Regions from separate parts of the Homo sapiens genome. Here region 2 is linked to region 1. Evidence: chromatin loops called from intact Hi-C (ENCODE). Cell type or tissue: body of pancreas. All regions are shown on one strand. Each heading gives the region's core, and the rest is flanking DNA. Links, peaks and the distances in the headings are about the cores only.

Region 1 (8,937 bases), core at 1-8,000:
CAGGGAAGGAGGGGGCTGCGGGTGACACCGCAGGCAGGGCCCGTGCAGTACCCAGGCTGGGAGAGGGCGGGGACCACACGCAGTATTCACACAGCTCTCCGAGGCCTGCCAAAGAGGCCAAGTCATTCCCGCTTCCCCCCAAATCCAGCCTCCTGAGAAAGGAGATAAAGGGCCCTTCAGCAGCGGCTGGGGGCTTTGCAGTCCTTAATCTCCGCTCGGGGGCTGGGGGGACACTTCCCTGTCCCTGCCGGTGGGTCCCTCATTAGCGGCCCATTAACGTGCATGACTTAGAAATTGGCCATTGGGCTGTGAAATTCCAGGCAATGGGGAAAACCTCTTAATTCGGAGGGGCTTTGATATCCACTCTCTGCCGGCATCACAGGGCTGCGTGACCTTTCCCGAGCTGTGGAGGGGCGCCCTACTGGGCTGCATCTGCAGCCGGTGGGCGGGCGGGCAGGCGGGTGGGCGGCCACCCTCTGCTTAGTCGGCCCAGCCCACCCAGACCTGACACTGGCTCCAGTGCAGCAGGAGCACGAGGAGGCCACACGGAGGTGCCCGTGTGGATGCTGTCGGCCGTGGCCCACGCTGCACACGGCACCCTGCACAAGAGCGCCCAGCCTGGGGTGGCCTCTCCCCCGCTGTGCTGCGGGGACCCACCTCACCAAGGGAGCTCTTGAGGACCCCAGAGTCCGTGTCAGGTGACAGGCCTAGGAACTTTCACAACAAAGTGGCCTCTGATCGTTTCCCAGACCTTTCTGCTCATGTCCGTTAGAAAATTCTGGAGAGGCCCGGTGGCTCACACAGAGGCAGGTGGATCACCTGAGATCAGGAGTTGGAGGTCAGCCTGGCCAACATGGCAAAACTCCTGTCTCTACTAAAACTACAAATATTAGCTGGGCGTGGTGGCAGGCATCTGTGATCCCAGCTACTCAGGAGGCTGAAGCAGGAGAATCACCTGAACCCGGGAGGTGGAGGTTGCAGTGAGCCGAGATCGTGCCATTGAACTCTAGCCTGGGTGACAAGAGCGAAACTCCATCTCAAACAACAACAACCACCACCCCAGAAAACTCCAGAGAACAAATGACGGCAGGCCTCAGGAGCTAGCCGGCTGCAGCACACAGTATCGTCACCCTGGCTCTGGGGTCTCAGGCCTGAGCCTCACTCGAGTCACCTGTGAAATGGGAGGACACAGGCGCCTGCTCTCTGGGGCTGTCAGGAGGGGCCCGTGGATGGTGTGCACAGCACAGGAGTGGCACGTGGCAGCTGCTGAGGTTGGAACAGAAGTGTGTGCCATATTCCATTATCCAAATTTCCGTTTTCACTTGGGTCCAAATCGGAGCTTCTAGAACAGTATCCTGAACCTTAGCTACACGAGAACCGCCTCGGGCCTTCCTACACTACCGATGCCAGGCCCACCCGCAAAACTGCACATTCAACTGGCCTGGGACGGCACTAGGCGTCAGAATTTTTTTTTTTTTTTTTTTTTTTTTTTTTTTTTCCGAGACAAGAGTCTCACTCTGTTGCCCAGGCTGGAGTGCAGTGGCACGATCTCGGCTCACCGCAGCCTCTGCCTCCCGGCTTCAAGCCATTCTCCTGCCTCAGCCTCCCAAGTAGCTGGGATTACAGACGTGCACCACCACGCCCAGCTAATTTCTGTATTTTTAGTAGAGATGTGGTTTCACCATGTTGGCCAGGCTGGTCTCCAACTCCAGACCTCAGGTGATCTGCCCGCCTCGGCCTCCCAAAGTGCTGGGATTATGGGCAGTCAGAATTTCTACGAAGCTCCCCCAGGAGGGTCTACCGTGCTGTGAGAGTAGAGCACCCAGTTCTTAGGGCCTCCCGCTGACCCTGCTGTCCCCGAGACTGAAGCCCCTCCTTTCTCCGAAGCTCTCAGCCCTAGGCCTGGCCCACGAAGGCTGCTTAGTAAGCAGCGCAGCAAGCCCAGTGTGTCGGAGCAGAGCCGGCCTCCAGCTTCTCAGATGGTGGGAGGGGCCCCACCTGCAGAAATTACCAGGGACCAAAAGTCCTCGGATGGGAGACGGATGTCATAGGGATAGAGAAACTGCTTGTGGTCGGTGAAATGATGGCCTCAAAGATGTCCTCATCGGAACCTCCAGGCCTTGTATGTTACCCCACATGGCAAAAGGGGCTTCACAGATGAGATCGGGGACCTTGTGGGGAGGGGACCCTGAGCTATCCAGGTGTGCTCTATATGTAATCAGTGTCCTTCTAACACGGATGCAGGAGGGGCCAGAGGTCAGAGAGGAGACAGTGGTGTGGAGACAGCAGCAGAGGCTAGAAGGGTGTGCGTGGAACACGGAGGAGGGGCCACCGGATGCTGGGAAAGGCAGGGAAATGGGTTCTCACCCAGGGCTTCAGGAAGGAACCAGCCCTGCCAACACCTTGATTTTAGGCCAGTGAGCCTGAACTTGCACTTCCAACCTCTGGAACCGCAATATATGTTTTAAGCCACTAAATTTGTGGTAGTTTGTCCAGGTGGCAATAGGACCCACATACACCAGCATCCTGAATTCCGATCCTTGGGCAGTTCTGAGAGGACAGGCTGGTGGGCTCCCCCTGGGCTCAGCAGCAGAGGCTGGATCCCTCAGGAACACAGCCACAGGGCACAGGCCTTGTCACATCCCGCGGTCCCCGCCTGGGGGCTGCTTCTCCAGAGCTGTAGTCAGAAGACCTGCTCTGGGTAAAGCAGTAAAGGGGTGAACTGTGGGAGGGAAAGGAAGCATCCTTTAGGCTCACTCTCCTCCTGCCACTGTGTCCAATGGAGGAAACACTGGGGGTGCTGCGGGGGGTGGTCAGCAGCCAACACAGGGCTGGGGGCAGAGGGCAGGGAGGAGGACGTGGTGCCAGGGCTGAGCCCACAGGGTCTTCATCCAGGGGGTTCTGACCACTTGGGTTCACACTGACACTGGGAGTCGGAAGGGCACAAGAACCTCTCCCAGGTTCTAAGCCAGGGCTCCCAAGGGGGCCGCCTGTTGACAAGAATCTCCTGTGGAGGGAGCGTGTTAAGAGTTAACATGACATAAAATTCACTTTTTTTAAACTCCATTCTGGGGCTTACCATTTTAAAGTGTGCAATCCAGTGGCTTTAAGTACTCACAATGTTGTGCCAGTATCACCACTATCTAATTCCAGAACATTTTCAACAGCCCCAAAGGAAGATCCCTTCCCCTAGCTCCTGGCAACCACGAATCGACTCCCTGTTTTTGTGAACTTTGTTTACTGTGGAGACTTCATCACACATGACATGGCCTTTTGTGTCTGGCTTCTTTTACTCAGCATGTTCCTGGGGTTCCCCAACTTGGGAGCATGTGTGAGAACTTCGTTTCTTTTTGTGGCCGTGTTCAATGGCATGGAGAGGCCACCTTTGTCCATGTGGCCATCACTGCTAGACCTGTGGGCCGGCCCCGCCTTCTGGCTACTGTGAATAGTGCAGGTGTGAACTTCACAGAGGTTTTTGTTTGAACACCTTGTTTTCAGTTCTCTTGCGTATAGGCTTAGGGACTGCTGGGTCACAGTTCCAGCAGTTGTTTGCTCTTGGGAGCTTTTAAAAGAGATTCCTAGTCCCTTCCCAAGGAACAGATGATCTAGTCAAGCTGGGGTGAGGCCAGGGATCTGTATTTCTAGGACACTCACCTGCAATGCCTTCTTGTTACCAGCAAATGAAACCATTATTCCGTGAGTTAATATCCAATTAAGGCGGTGGTGCCAGCCACTTTTTTAATGAAGAATTTCAATATTTCTCTAGAAATGTCTATCTAACCTGTATATAAAATGGGAGACAACCCTTTTGCATATCCTTGACTCTATATTTTGTGTCCTGTGAAATCAAAATCTATGTCAACCCTCCCATTATTTCCAGTAGGCAGCACCCTCCGCCCGCCGTGGGAGGCAGGCAGCCTGGCGGTGAGGGCTTCAGAGCTCAGGCCCAGGCCAGACCTGGGTTTTCGCCTGAGAAATGGCTCCGAGAGCCCTGGGCGGGATCATGCCCATGAACCATTGGCCTGAGGCACAGAGACGACCGCTCAGCAGGTCCCAGGACCATCGCTGTGGGCCAGGCTCACCTACTGTGCGTGGCTTTCCTGGGAGGTCTCCTTGGAGCCATCATATGTGGGGCACGCTCTGCACGGAACAGACAAGTGTGTGTGCAAAGAAAGATCTAGACTTGAGTGTCCTATACAGGGGAGGGGGCCAAAGGGGGAGTCACTATTTGTATCTCATCTCAAAGGCTCCTGCAATCGGGGCCACTGCCTGAGTCTCTAGAGAGAGCCAGGGCAAAGGATGACATCTGGCCCCTCTCACGGTCCCCAGGCCCCCTGTGAACCCCAGGTGTTATCTGTGGTTGTGGCTGGTTGGTCTTTTTTTTGTTTTTTGTTATTTTTTTGTAGAGACAGAGTCTTGCTTACTTTGGCCAGGCTGGCCTCAAGTGATCCTCCTGCTTCGGCCAGCCAGTCTTGGGATTTCAGGCAGAGCCACTGCCAGCTGGCCTTTTCTGGCTTGTTAAAAAGATGTAGCTGTTCACTAGGACAATGAGAGCCTATGCCAGGGGCAAAAAGGAATCCTTTCGAAGGGGGGTTTGGCCCAGCCCAGGACCACGAGTGGGCCTAGGTGACAGAACGTGGCCTCAACCTCCAGGCACGTGTGTCCCTGTAATGGCTGACACCGGCGCTGGCTGTCAGGCACATGGCTAAGCACATGGCCTGGGTGACACCATGTACCAAACACACAGCAGTCGGTGGAGTGAAGGCCCCTGGCTAGGGCCCACAGCAGGAGTGGCCGGGCTGAACTGGACCCAGGCAGCTTGAGTCTAGGGCCAGGGCCACGACATCCTCTCCAGGACCTCCAAGGCAGACCCCGGAATCCCACGGCTGCCACCCAGCAAAGGGGGCGTCCCTCCAGGGCCTCTTCTGTTGGGTGGCACATCTGAATGCCAGACTCAGCCATCTCAGCAGACCACATGGATCCGGTTCCTCCCGGAGACCTAATCCCCTTTCTACATAAACTCTCCACCAGGGCGTTCTCTCTCCAGGCTCACCCTCACCTGCTCCTTCACTCAATCCTCCCAGACTCTGTCCCAAGGCCCCCCAGCATCTGGGTATCCTCCTGGTGTGTCACTGTCCCTTTAGAGAGAGACAGACAGACATGGGACATCACACAGACACCAGCAGGAGAGAACAAGGGTTAAGTACACAGGTTTTGGGACTGAGGGCAACATGAGTTCAAATTCTGCCTTGGCTACTAGTTGTATGACTGGGCAAGGGGACGAGTGATTCCCGGGCTTCTGTTTCACCTGTGTGATGGGCCCAGTGATGCCCACCTTACAGTGTGTGGGGAATGAAACAAAAACACATGTTGTAACTAGCACAGCGTGCCTGGGCACACAGTTCCTCATGACATCATTCCGGCAACTGGACAGAAAGGGTCCTCGCCTTCTGGTTTGAGGCAAAACCTTTAACATAACCCTGTCCTTTATGGTCCTGACCACCAGACGGTGAGTGGCCTGCACCTGTAGAGACCTGTGAGACGAGAGGCTCCAGAGCCAACAGCATGCAAGGCCCGCATGTGGGTAAGGAGAGCTGCAAGGCCGCATGTGGGTAAGGAGAGCTGCAAGGCCCCATGTGGGTAAGGAGAGCTGCAAGGCCCGCATGTGCGTAAGGACAGCTGCAAGACCCCCATGTGGGTAAGGAGAGCGGCAAGGCCCCATGTGGGTAAGGAGAGCAGCAAGGCCCGCATGTGGGTAAGGAGAGCTGCAAGGCCGCATGTGGGTAAGGAGAGCTGCAAGGCCGCATGTGGGTAAGGAGAGCTGCAAGGCCGCATGTGGGTAAGGAGAGCTGCAAGGCCGCATGTGGGTAAGGAGAGCTGCAAGGCCGGCATGTGGGTAAGGAGAGCTGCAAGGCCGCATGTGGGTAAGGAGAGCTGCAAGGCCCGCATGTGGGTAAGGAGAGCGGCAAGGCCCGCATGTGGGTAAGGAGAGCTGCAAGGCCGCATGTGGGTAAGGAGAGCTACAAGGCCGCATGTGGGTAAGGAGAGCTACAAGGCCCGCATGTGCTTAAGGAGAGCTGCAAGGCCGCATGTGGGTAAGGAGAGCTACAAGGCCGCATATAGGTAAGGAGAGCTGCAAGGCCGCATGTGGGTAAGGAGAGCTGCAAGGCCCACATGTGGGTAAGGAGAGCTGCAAGGCCGCATGTGGGTAAGGAGAGCTGCAAGGCCGCATGTGGGTAAGGAGAGCTGCAAGGCCCGCATGTGGGTAAGGAGAGCTGCAAGGCCGCATGTGGGTAAGGAGAGCTGCAAGGCCCGCATGTGGGTAAGGAGAGCGGCAAGGCCCGCATGTGGGTAAGGAGAGCTACAAGGCCCGCATGTGCGTAAGGAGAGCTGCAAGGCCGCATGTGGGTAAGGAGAGCTGCAAGGCCGCATGTGGGTAAGGAGAGCTGCAAGGCCCGCATGTGGGTAAGGAGAGCTGCAAGGCCGCATGTGAGTAAGGAGAGCTGCAAGGCCGCATGTGGGTAAGGAGAGCTGCAAGGCCCACATGTGGGTAAGGAGAGTGGCAAGGCCCGCATGTGGGTAAGGAGAGCTACAAGGCCCGCATGTGCGTAAGGAGAGCTGCAAGGCCGCATGTGGGTAAGGAGAGCTGCAAGGCCCCATGTGGGTAAGGAGAGCTGCAAGGCCGTATGTGGGTAAGGAGAGCTGCAAGGCCGCATGTGGGTAAGGAGAGCTGCAAGGCCCGCATGTGGGTAAGGAGAGCGGCAAGGCCCGCATGTGCGTAAGGAGAGCTGCAAGGCCGCATGTGGGTAAGGAGAGCTGCAAGGCCGCATGTGGGTAAGGAGAGCTGCAAGGCCCGCATGTGCGTAAGGAGAGCGGCAAGGCCCGCATGTGCGTAAGGAGAGCTGCAAGGCCGCATGTGGGTAAGGAGAGCGGCAAGGCCCCCATGTGCGTAAGGAGAGCTGCAAGGCCGCATGTGGGTAAGGAGAGCTGCAAGGCCCCATGTGGGTAAGGACAGCTGCAAGGCCGTATGTGGGTAAGGAGAGCTGCAAGGCCGCATGTGGGTAAGGAGAGCTGCAAGGCCGCATGTGGGTAAGGAGAGCTGCAAGGCCCCATGTGGGTAAGGAGAGCGGCTCAGAGCCGCAGCCACCTGCTAGGGACAGCAGGGCTCCTGAGTGGCAGATGCTCGCGCCCCCGGGCTGCGTGTGACGCCCTACACCCTTGGGACAGCAACGAATGCCTCAGGGGACCTCAGCAACACATTCGGATTCTCGAAGCAATGTGGGCAGAGTGCAGTGAGAGCTGCAAGATGAGCACGTGACCTGCCGCGGACGAAAAGAACTGCAAGGGACAGTCGGCCCAGTGGCTCCTCCCCTGCGTGGGCCGAGATGTTTTCTGCCCGTGACCTCAGCAGCACCCTTGTCAGTCCCCGCACGGCCTCTGCCCTCCTTCCCAGTCACCCTCGCCTTTGCTGTGTGGGCTGGTGCTCGGCCAGTCAGCATACAACACCCTGTTCAGGTGGGGATCGACGATGAACAGGCTGCCTGGGATCAGGCAATGCTTTTTCCAATATGACCCCTAATGCACAAGCAACCGAAGAAAAAAAAAAAAACAGAAAAAATGGACTTCAAGATGAAAACCTTTTCTATTTCAAAGGATGGCATCAAGAGAGTGAAAGGACAGCCCAAAGAACAAGAGACAATATCTGCAAGTTCCATCGCTGATAAGGGACTCGCCTAAGAACTCCTACAATTCAATAAAAAGACAACCCAATTAAAATATGGACAAAGGCTCTGAACAGACATTTCTCCAAAGAAGACAAACGGGCAACAGACACATGGAAAGACACTCAATGTCGTGAGTCTTCAGGGAGGTGCAAGTGAAAGCTGCAGTGAGACAGTGCTGCACACCCACCAGGATGGCTAGCATTTGTAAGACGGGGAACTGCAGGTACTGACGAGGATGTGGAGAAAGGGGGGCTCTTGCACGCTGCTGGCAGGAATGCAAGATGGTGCAGCGGCTTTAGAAAAAAAGTCTGGCAACTCCTCAAAAACTTAAACACAAAGCGGTATTTCACACATAGGTACACTCCCAACAGAAAAAAAAAAAAAAAACGAAAAAAAAAACTACGTCGCACAAACCCCATACCCAAATACTCAGAGCAGTGCTGTTCACAACAGCCAAAAAGTGGGACCACCACAAACGCCCACCAGCTGAGGAAGACAGAAACACAACTGGTCTAGCCACACCACAGGACACTGCTCAGCCACAAGCAGGAATGAGTCTTGATACCTGCTACAGCGCTGGTCAATGAACCCTGAAAAGACGACACTGAGTGAAAAGAGTTGGACGCCAAGGACCCACTCGTACTGTGCGATCCCATTGAAAGGACATGTCCAGAACAGGCCGATCCACAGAGCAGCCCGGCCGCCAGCAGCCTAGGGGCAGGTGATGAACGCGGGTGACTGCTGGTGGGAGTGGGGTTTTGCTCTAGGGTGATGGAAATGTTCCGGAACCTGCACAGCCTTGTGAATACACCAAAAACCACTGCGCTCTACACTATAAAGTGGAGAATGTTATGTGAATTACGTCTCAGTGAACACAAAATTAGCAGGTTGATTCAGAACCCATTCCAGACCGTCATCAAAGAGAAATGGGACAAGTGGAAAGAGTCCGTTACACAGTATCTTTAAGCTTCAGACGGGTAATACATATTTATTGAAAATTTTCTTCACCGACAATGGTGAAATCAAGACCTCAAATTACAAAACATGGTGGCAGGTGATACTTACAAAAATAAAGCGAAGGTCTATGTTTTACAGATTTGTGCATGTTTCCTTCAAATCTCAGTCTGTACTGTCATTAAAAAGATCATGGAATCTATGTTGTTCCTCATGATGGAATAGTAAAAAAACTGCATTCCACTGACAAAAAAAATAG
Region 2 (9,741 bases), core at 8-8,007, 210 kb before region 1:
TTGCAGCAAAAGCCTGACTCCATACCGCTGAGAAATCACCGTGGCTAATGCAGAAGCTGAAGTAGGGCTGTCTTCCATGTGACTCTGGCAAAAAGTCATATGAGTTATTCAGGTCACATGACAGGCCCCCCAACCCTGATCTGAAGGTGGCCACGTGGTGAGGCAGGCCAAGCAGAGTGCTTTTCCCAGCGTCGGTACCAAGGTGCGTTTCTTTTTCGAAATCACAGCTGTAGGAGGCGGCAGCCTGGGCTCCCTGTTGCGGGGCGGAGTCTGTGGTGGGACATCCGAGACGAAGCCACTTTACTCATTAGGTGTAAACGGCCCAGCGCTGGGGCCTACGGACTTCTCAGGACCTGTACATTTATGAGAGACTTTTGTGGGGAAGGGGATGGTATTGATACCAAAGTGAAATTCCGAGGTCCAACACGTTTGAATCAATATCTACAAAAGATACCATTATACCAACCTCATTAACAGGTATATTTAGCATTCATAGAATGTTGTGTTGGTGAGTAAGTTGTAGGTGCCACAAAAATTCCCAAGTATGCGGGATAACTGCTGAGAAATCATAGCCAGCAGTAGAGGGAGTGACTTGCTGTGGAATGCCTCGGGGAGGAAGGCTTCAGTAGCGGGTAGCACAGACCCCCTTGATGCTGGGTCAAACCAATAGGGAGGTGTTTTTCTCACAAAGCCAGAAGTCTGAAGGGGAGAGATCACTCACGTGTATTTAGCTGGAGATAGCCACTCACTCATTTCTGAACCAAATGCTGGTACAGACAATGAGACTGAGATTTTATTTAACAAAACGCTCTGTGCCCGGTATCATCCTAAGCACTTTACAGTATGAACTCTGTCCTCTTACAGCCCTATGAAATGTCTGTAATTATTATCCGCACACTTTACAGCCGAGGAAACTGTGGCCCAGAGAGGTGAGGTTACTTGCTCAAGATTGCACAGCATGTAAATACAAAGGCTGGGATTTTAACCCAAGCTGTCTGACTCCAGAGTTGACAGCGGTACACACCACACTCCTGTCTCTCGATGCCATTGGAGGAGGCAGATGCATCCGGGAGCCAGGGGATGGAGCAGCTTCTCCTGAGGGGTGGACTGCTTTGAGCACAGGGAAGATTCCAGAGTGAAACTGGAATTCCTTTAGGAAGAACAGGAACGGATGCTGAGCAGGTCCCAGTGCTGCCCCTCCTCTCTCCACTCCTCCCTCCTCCCCTTGTGCTCTTACTCCTCTCCCTTTGCCACCTCCCTGGGGAGGTGCTTGCATAAACTGGGAAACTTAAAATCCAATAACTGCTCCTCTCCCACCTGCGACCCTCATCATCCGGTCTGCCCTTGACCTTCGCTTTCCACTTCTCAGACTTCCATTTGCATAATAAAATGACTTTTGCAATGTCAGCCATAAATAGATTATGAGAAGAAAATCTTTTGTTTAAACAGAAATTCGAATTTTCTGAAAGGTGGTGAATAAACACTCTGGAATACATTAGAGATCAGGAAATCTTGTTTGCTTAAAATCATGCTTCAATTTCTTTATATAAGCAGAAAATACTAGCTCTAACATCCTTGCCAGAAGCTTCTTTGTGTCAGAGTATTGGTCTCACTATTCCTATTTGAGTAGCTCAGAAGGTACTAAAAATCCCTGGCTAAGTGAGTGGATGCCTCTATAACAGAACCAGGTGAAACAAGGCTTGTTCAGGGGTGCTGTGCCTCTTCTTTCTGCTGCATTGCCCCAATTCCTTCCCAGAAAAGCATTTTTGAAGATGAGAATGAATTATAAATTGCCTTTACCAATGAGAAGAAATACCCATGGCCTGGATCCAGAAGGACTGAGCCCTGGGATTGGAAGAGCCCCCGGTGATTGCTTAGTTTTTGCTGCCATCTATGCAGAAGGTTCTTTTCAGCATTTCTCACCAGTGGCTCCAGTGTTTGCCTAATCCACAGGCCAAGGAGGGTCTTCAGGAGGCTTGAGTGGGCATCACAGAAGCCACCACACCCAGTCTAAGTAAAACAGGGGCATTTCCATGAAGGGACAGGCAGGTCTCATGGAAGCAAAGCAGTGTCCCAGTTGCCTATGCTTTGTAACACACCACCCAAAACTAGGCAGCATAAACGACCCTTTATCCCTCCAATGGGAGTGAGGACTCAACTCTTGAGGTAAGGCTGGGATACCAGACCAGCTAGACAGGGACTGGGTGGAAGCACCTTTTTATAAGACACACCTACCAGTGTTCCATGTCAGTTGACCATAGCCGTGGCAACACCCCGAAGTTACTGCCCCTTTCCGTGGCAACAACCTGATGACCTGGAAGTTACTACCCTTTACTTTAAGATTTCTGCATAATCCTCCCTTTAATTTGCATGTAATTAAAAGTGGGTGTTTTAGTCCATTTTCATGCTGCTGATAAAGACATACCTGAGAATGGGCAATTTATAAGAGAAAGAGGTTTAATTGCACTTATAGTTCCCTGTGGCTGGGGAAGCCTCACGATCATGGTGGAAGGCAAGGAGGAGCAAGTCACATCTTACGTGGATGGCAGCAGGCAAAGAGAGCTTGTGCAGGGAAACTCCCACTTAAAATAACCATAAGATCTAGTGAGTCTTACTGTCATGAGAACAACGTGGGAAAAACCTTCCCCCATGTTTCAATTACCTCCCAGTGAGTCCCTCCCACAACATATGGGAATTCAAGATGAGATTTGGGTGGGGACACAGCCAAACCATATCACTGGGTATCAATATGACTGCAGACCTCAGACTGAGTCCCTGAGCTGCTACTCTTAGCATACTGCCTATAGGGTAGCCCTGTTCTGGAGGACCAGCCACAGAGCTGTAATACTGCTGCCTCAATAAAGCTGTTTTCTTCCACCACGAGCTCGCTCTTAAATTCTTTCCTGAGTGGAGCCAAGGAACCCTCCCAGGCTAAGCCCCAGTTTGGGACTGCCTGCCCTGCATCAGGAGATTTGTGTAGGGCAAAGCAGGAAGTGCATGCCCCCACTCCAAGGGACAAAGTGCGTGTCCCTGCTCCAGGGCTGGAAGGCTGCAGGCCCTGCCTCTCACTTGGCTGGTAGGTGATGCTAGAGGTTGGCTGGGACCTCAGCTGGGACTATCAATGGGATTGCTACACGCAGCTGCTGCCTACTGCCCAGGCCATCATGAGAAAATGTCTTGCAGGCCTCTGACTACAGGCAGGGTGACAGCCCCACAGCCCCAGCTGCTGAATCCTGAAATCCATTGCCACATTTGCAGCAAGGCCATGCTTGCCATAAGCTGCTCCCAGCCAGGGACTGGGCATGACAGAAACATTGAGCCAGGCCCCTTCCTGGGGGATGCAGGACTCCTCTGCTGGGGGACCCTGACTCATAGACTCCCTGACAGCTCTGCCCGAGCTTCCTGAAAACCACACTGTGAAAGGAGCATAATTCCCTTCTGCTTAGATGTGGGCTGCATGCAGTGACTTCCTTCCAAAGAGGGGACAAAAAGTCACTTTATTTATTTTTGAGACAGGGTCTTGCCCCATCACCCAGACTGGAGTGCAATGGCATGATCATGCCTCTCTGTAGCCTCACCTCCCAGGCCCAAGTGATCCTCCTGCCTCACCCTCCTGAGTAGCTAGGACTGCAGATGCACACCACCAAGCCTGGTGTGCATAATTTTTATATTCGTAGAGTCAGGGTCTCACTATGTTGCCCAGACTAGTCTCCAACTACTGGCCTCAAGCAGTCCTCCTGCTTTAGCCTCCAAATGTGCTGAGATTACAGGTGTGAGTCACCGCTTGGGGCCTAAAAGGGTAACTTTAAAGTGGAATAACATGGCAAACATGACCCTGGCCAGGTGACCAAGGACAACATCAGCAATGACATTCCATTCATTGGAGGCACCCTTGATATAATGTGATAAGAAGGACATTTTACCTCTGTAAAGTCTTTGACCCCAAAACTCACAACCCCAGTCTTATGAGGAAAATCATCAAACAAAGCCCAACAAAGAACATTCTACAAAATACCCAACCAGTATGCCTCAAAACTACCAAGGTCATCAAAAACAAGGAAAGTCTGAGAAACTGTGGTAAGGTGGTATTGTTTGGGTCTGTGACCCCACCCAAATGTCATCTCAAACTGTGATCCCCACGTGTCAAGGGGGGAACCTGGTGGGAGGTGATTGGATCATGGGGGCAGTTTCCCCCGTGCTGTTCTCGTTATAGTGAGGGAGTTCTCAGGAGATCTGATGGTTTAAAGGTGGCAGTTTCCCCCGGGCTTTCTCTGTCTCTCCTGCTGCCATTTGAAGAAGGTACTTGTTTCCCCTTTGGCCATGGTTGTAAGTTTCCTGAGGCCTCCCCAGCCATGAGGAACTGTCAGTTAAACCTCTTACCTTTATAAATTACCCAGTCTCAGGCATTTCTTTATAGCAGTGGGAAAATGGACTAATACATAAGGGGTATGAGAAAATATAGGGTGTTTTGAAAACCTATAAAAGGGAAGATTCCCATGTCTCAGAAGAAGGGAGCATAGGAAGATTTTACCAAGGAGCTGAAAAAGTTGTCTGAACAAAGAAAGTGGAAATAAGACTGAAGCAAAGTGGCTATTATTATTATCATTATTTTAACACTTGCTATAGTCTAGGGAACAAAGTGATCACTTTGTGTGCAGGCTCTTAGAACAACCACTTTCAGAGCTTCCAGCAACTCAGAGAAGACCTCTGTGCTGGAGGCCAGACATGGGGAGGAGGCCTTAAGGAAAAGCTAGAGCACTTTGACAGACGACAAAAGACCTTATTAAGATTCTTCTTTTAAAAGACTCAAGAAGCCATTGAGAGGTTTTTAAGCGGAGACATAACATAGTAAGATTTGTGGGTTTATAACCCCTCTGTAATTCATTTGCTTGTTCCAAACCAGCCACTGCAAGGAAAATGGGGCTGCCCTAACTGGCTTAGAGTAATCAAAATCTATCCCTGGGTTGGAAAAGTGGTCACTTTCCCTTGAGTCTTTGGGTGTTCTTATCAAGTAGGATTTGGGTGTTGGTTGCCGGACAGGCACCAAACCATGTCCACCCCAGAGGTAGAGGGGATTCCCAAAGACCCATGGGAAGCCTCTGCAGGGCTCCAGGCGTGACATCACTGAGGTGCCTTGGACAGGCAGTAGACTTTGGGAGGACCGGATTAACTAATGTGCATTCAAGAGGTAGAATCAATAGTTTTTGTTTGTTTGTTTGTCGTTTTCTAGTTTTTGTTTTTGCTTTTTGTTTTTTGCTTTTTGTTTTTTTTTGATGGATTGGCTAGCTTGGTGCAAGAAATCAAGTTTTTATATGATTATACTACATGGTTGTTTTCCTAAATTCAATTTCTTAGTAATCACATCCCAAAACCACCACAGGAAATACCGTTCTACTATAAATGTGAGTCTTCAAAGAGGGGTGTCAGCATTCCCTGTTAGTAACATAATATGAAATTCCATAAGAAGAAGGACCTAATAATTTACCGAGGATATTTTCTATCCCCTCCCATGACTTCACCCAATGTTCCAGTTCTGAGCACTTAGAAACATTTCGGCCCAATTTGGAGTAATTTTTAATGGGAAAAAAACAAAAAGACATTGTATTCATCAATTTTAGGTGTAATAAAATGATGCCACTTAAGACTTCAATGTGATTAAATTTAAAATACAAATGTCTAGGTATAAAGTAAAACATAATGGCTTTTATTTAACCAGCTCCAGTCAAAAGCCCAGTTCAGATTTCCTGTGGTTTCTCATCTGCGTTTCCTGCTGAGTCATTCTTTCCATAAACAACTTCTGAAATGATAAAGCATACATTTATCAACATGGATATTGCCATCTTTTCTTGTAGAGAACATTATCATGTTTATTCCACCCAGAAGGAAAGGGGGCATGCCTATTTGTATTATTACCCCCAAAATAACTCTGTAATGAATAAGCCCTCGGCAAATCATGGATCCGCTGTTCATCTATGCTCTTATTCTGATAGGAGCCTCGTACGTTCTTTGAAATTGCTCTGAGCTGCTACTTTGATATCCTTTGGAGCCATACATTTTGCTATGTACCTTAAACTTCATTTGGAGGCAATTTAACCCTCAGTATATCCACAAACTTAAACTGGGCAATTTCCTGAAGCAAAATATTCCTGCAATATGCGTGGTGTCTCATAAATGTGTCCACTTGAAAACTGGTAAGGACTGCTCTGGAAATTAGGACAGTTCAAATTCAGACTAACTCAATAGCGATAAAATGGGTCTTTTGTTGTTGTTTTTGTTGTTGTGTTGTTGGTTTGTGGGGAATTTTTTTTTTTTTTTTTTTTGCCCTTTGGATTGTTAAAAATTTAATGATGGGCAAAGGGATGGGTACTCTCATAATATGCTGATAAGATGCAAATTAGTTCAGCCTTATTGGAAGGTGTCATAGCAATAGCTACTAAAATGTTTAGAATGCACATATCATTTGTTGCAATAATTTTGCCTCTAGATTATAGAAATACTTCATGTGCCAAGAAGCAATAACTGAGGTGCCCCTGGTTGCAGTGGTTGCAATAGGATAAAATTATAAACAACCTAAAATCCATTGAGATTTAAATGAGCAGTAGCATATATCCATTCAAAAAGAAAGAGCTAGACCTATCTGATGATTATTAAGATATGCTGTTGAGAGAAAAATGTGGTAAAAAGTGAATCAACCTCAAACCCATGTTAGAGAATACTCTCCTAGGTAATTATCTATTGGGGCGTATATTTAGGTAGGTGCTTGGAAAAGGGTCTGGAACTGCAGAATCTCTTGGGTGCTCAGTAATTGAATGAATACATGGTTGAACCAATATATGTTGTTAATAATTTTTCCCATTTGTTATCTGCCTATCTAATTTCATTCATGGAGTTTTAAGCAATAAACTTTATTTTCAAAATCTCTGAGTAATTGTCTTAGGATGGGGTGAATGTCCTTTTTTGTTGTCCAACTTGGCAGCTTTCTTTTCTTGCTCTTGATTTCACTCGACTGTAGCCAGCGGCAATTCTCAAACGAAATCTTACATTTCCGTGATTTTCCCCATGGCACCCTTTTTCTTCTCCCCACCCTTCCCCTTTTCCCTTGATAGCTTTTTTATCCCTCAAGGGAGAGTCTGGACATCGTTTCCGTGGAGAAGAGCCCCTAACAATCCTGGAATAAGGCAGGTCGCCTGTGGCTCATACTATGATGTTATAAGGTTGTTGTGAGGATGAAATATCTTAATGCTTATAAATGATTTAGAACAGTGCCTGGCACATTGTATTGTGGGTGCTCTGCAAGTATGAACTGTCATTACTGACTGTTGTTACTAGACTGCAAGCTACATGAGGGTAGGAACCCCATCCATCTCATTTGCTACGGTGAAATGCAAAACATGGCCACATTGCTCCAGATTCCTCTCATCCTTATATACACGTCCCTCTGCATTGTGATTTTGCCACTTTTCCCATCCGAAGGTGGAGTCCTAGTTCCTGCCATCTAAGGGAGCTAGTCTAAGCTAACTCCCACCTGGTGGAGAACTGAGGCACGCCACCAATACCCAGGACCAAGAGACTCATATACTAGTGAGTTATATTAAAACTTCCAGCCCAGTTGACCCTCTGGCCGGATACATCCAGGTGAGCAAGCCTAGATGAGGCCAGCAGAAGAATTATCCAGCCAACCCACAGAATCATGAGTAAAGCAATATCATTGCCATTTCACACTAAGTTTAAATACTAAGTATTGGGGTGGCTTGTTAGCCAGCACAGAATAACCAATAAATTTACCATTGTATCCTCTAGGATGGAGGATACAGGGCTGGTGCTAGTAGATGCTCAATGAATATTTGTTGAATAAATGAATAAGTGCATGATGCAGTGGGGGAGAGGGAGAAAGAAAAGAAGGAAGGAAAAGGAAAGAAAAGGAGGGAAGAGAGAGAGGGAGGGAAGAGAGAGAGGAGGGGAAGAAAAGAGAAAGGGAAAAAGGAAGGAAGGAGGGAGGAAGGGGAGGGAGGGAGGAAGGTAAGAAAGAAGAAAGGAAGGGAGAGAGGGAGAAAGAAAGGAAAAAAAGGAGAGAAGGAGGAAGAAAGAGATGCAACTGTCTTATTCCGTTGGAAAGATTAATGCCGCAGAGTAGGAGGATCGAGTTACAACAACCGTGATCTCTTTTTTTGCTGATTTCATAGACTGTGTACTTAGAAAGGGAAATGTGATCAGCCATAATCGTCTAATCGCATTGGAACTACTTGGGGTGTCTTTTCTATGGAGAGTAAAAGAATGTCCAGATTTCAGATCCAGGTCCCCTGACTGCTTTAAAAACTAAAATGTCCATTAATACATTTCAGGAAACTACACTTGTATTGGTTGTCTTAGTTATTAGTAAGGTTGATATTTCTCCTTCCCTCAAACACAGATGAAAAATGCCATTTGGGAACACTGACAATAATTTGAACTCTATGGAATTCTTTAGTTTATCTTTATCATGTATAACCGAAATCTTGGCCAGGCATGGTGGCTCACGCCTGTAATTCCAGCTCTTTGGGAGGCCGAGGCGGGCAGATCACCTGAGGTCGGGAGTTCGAGACCAGCCTGACCAACATGGAGAAACCCCATCTCTACTAAAAATACAAAATTAGCTGGGTGTGGTGGCACATGTAATCCCAGCTACTCGGGAGGCTGAGGCAGGAAAATCACTTGAACCGGGGAGGAGGAGTTGCGTTGAGCCGAGATCACGTCATTGCAGTCCCGCCTGAGCAACAAAAGCAAAACTCCATCTCAAAAAAATAAATAAATAAAATAACAGAAATCTTAATTTTCCATTTGTATTAAGTTCTTCTTATTCTTAGGCAGAACTAGAAGGCACAGAATCTTCAAAGCCGATGGATTGTGTTCATGTCTTCTTAGATTTCAGCTTTAAAACAGAGTTGAGAAGACAAAACAGATTAGTTAATTCAAGTGTCACAATTGTAATTATCTAATTTGCTTTACTCCCAGATTTTCAATATTTTAAATTCAGCCAATAGTTAAGTTTTGAGGATTTATATGGCATAACATTTGTTAACCAACTGCCATAAAACCAAGTTTTTTAAAAAATGATTTCCTGGGGCTGATAGGGAGAGGAATATGAAGAAAAAATAAATGGGGCACTTTTTTTTCATTGTTCATGCCAGAGAGTCAACAAATACCATCCGAAGTTAAAACATGGAGTTTAAGAAAAAGGTAATGACTTCAGCCTCTATGATTTTTCTAAACATTTTTCTTAACTTTAAAGGAACAGAGGACTCATTTCTCTTGAGTGTGTGTGTGTGCTCCTGTGTCCTTTGTGTGTGTGTCTGTGTGTGTGTGTGTGTGTGTTTCTGTGTGGGTGTCTGTGTTTGTGTTTATCCAAAGGTCAGCAATTTCTTTAGTTTAACTTCAGATTCTTCTACTGTCAAATCTAAGTAAAATCAAATGTTTTCTCTTTAAAAGTAGCATCTACAGTAAAATTCCCCGTTTTCAACTAATGTCTTTTTATTTGTCTTTTTATCCATGTAGCAGAGACCAAAGACTGATAATAATGGCTATTTCTGGGAAGCAGATTGCGAGTGTCTTTCCATTAGCATTATTATTCTTTGCACTTTTATACATTGTTCAATTTTTAAAAATACCATATATAGTTTTATGAATACTATAAAGTTGTCAACAAAAAGAGCCAAACTCTGTAAAATATTTAAAGAGGTTTATTCTGAGCCCAATATGAGTGAC

The links. Hi-C counts contacts between places; a loop is a spot of excess contacts. Peaks named below come from ENCODE experiments on the same cell type or tissue, not always from the same donor. Only the 100,000 strongest peaks of a DNase experiment are listed, where the experiment ranks them.
Region 2: it touches region 1 in a loop (2.2-fold over the local background); 10 of 110 quality-filtered maps call a loop at or near these places.

Annotation. Positions count from the first base shown.
Region 1 is chr16:84,045,078-84,054,014 of GRCh38, forward strand. It overlaps MBTPS1 (membrane bound transcription factor peptidase, site 1), which reads right to left. Exons shown (of 23, transcript NM_003791.4): 23 at 8,686-8,937. Among named protein-coding and RNA genes, the nearest start is that of SLC38A8, 6.8 kb to the left of the region's middle. RefSeq lists enhancers at 277-1,049, 3,466-4,350. In body of pancreas, for the core only: a CTCF peak has its summit at 3,434; DNase peaks (open chromatin) are centred at 3,434 and 3,924; H3K27ac peaks cover 1,608 bases.
Region 2 is chr16:83,830,378-83,840,118 of GRCh38, forward strand. No RefSeq gene overlaps it. Among named protein-coding and RNA genes, the nearest start is that of HSBP1, 27 kb to the left of the region's middle. In body of pancreas, for the core only: no CTCF peak of the experiment used is centred there; no DNase peak of the experiment used is centred there.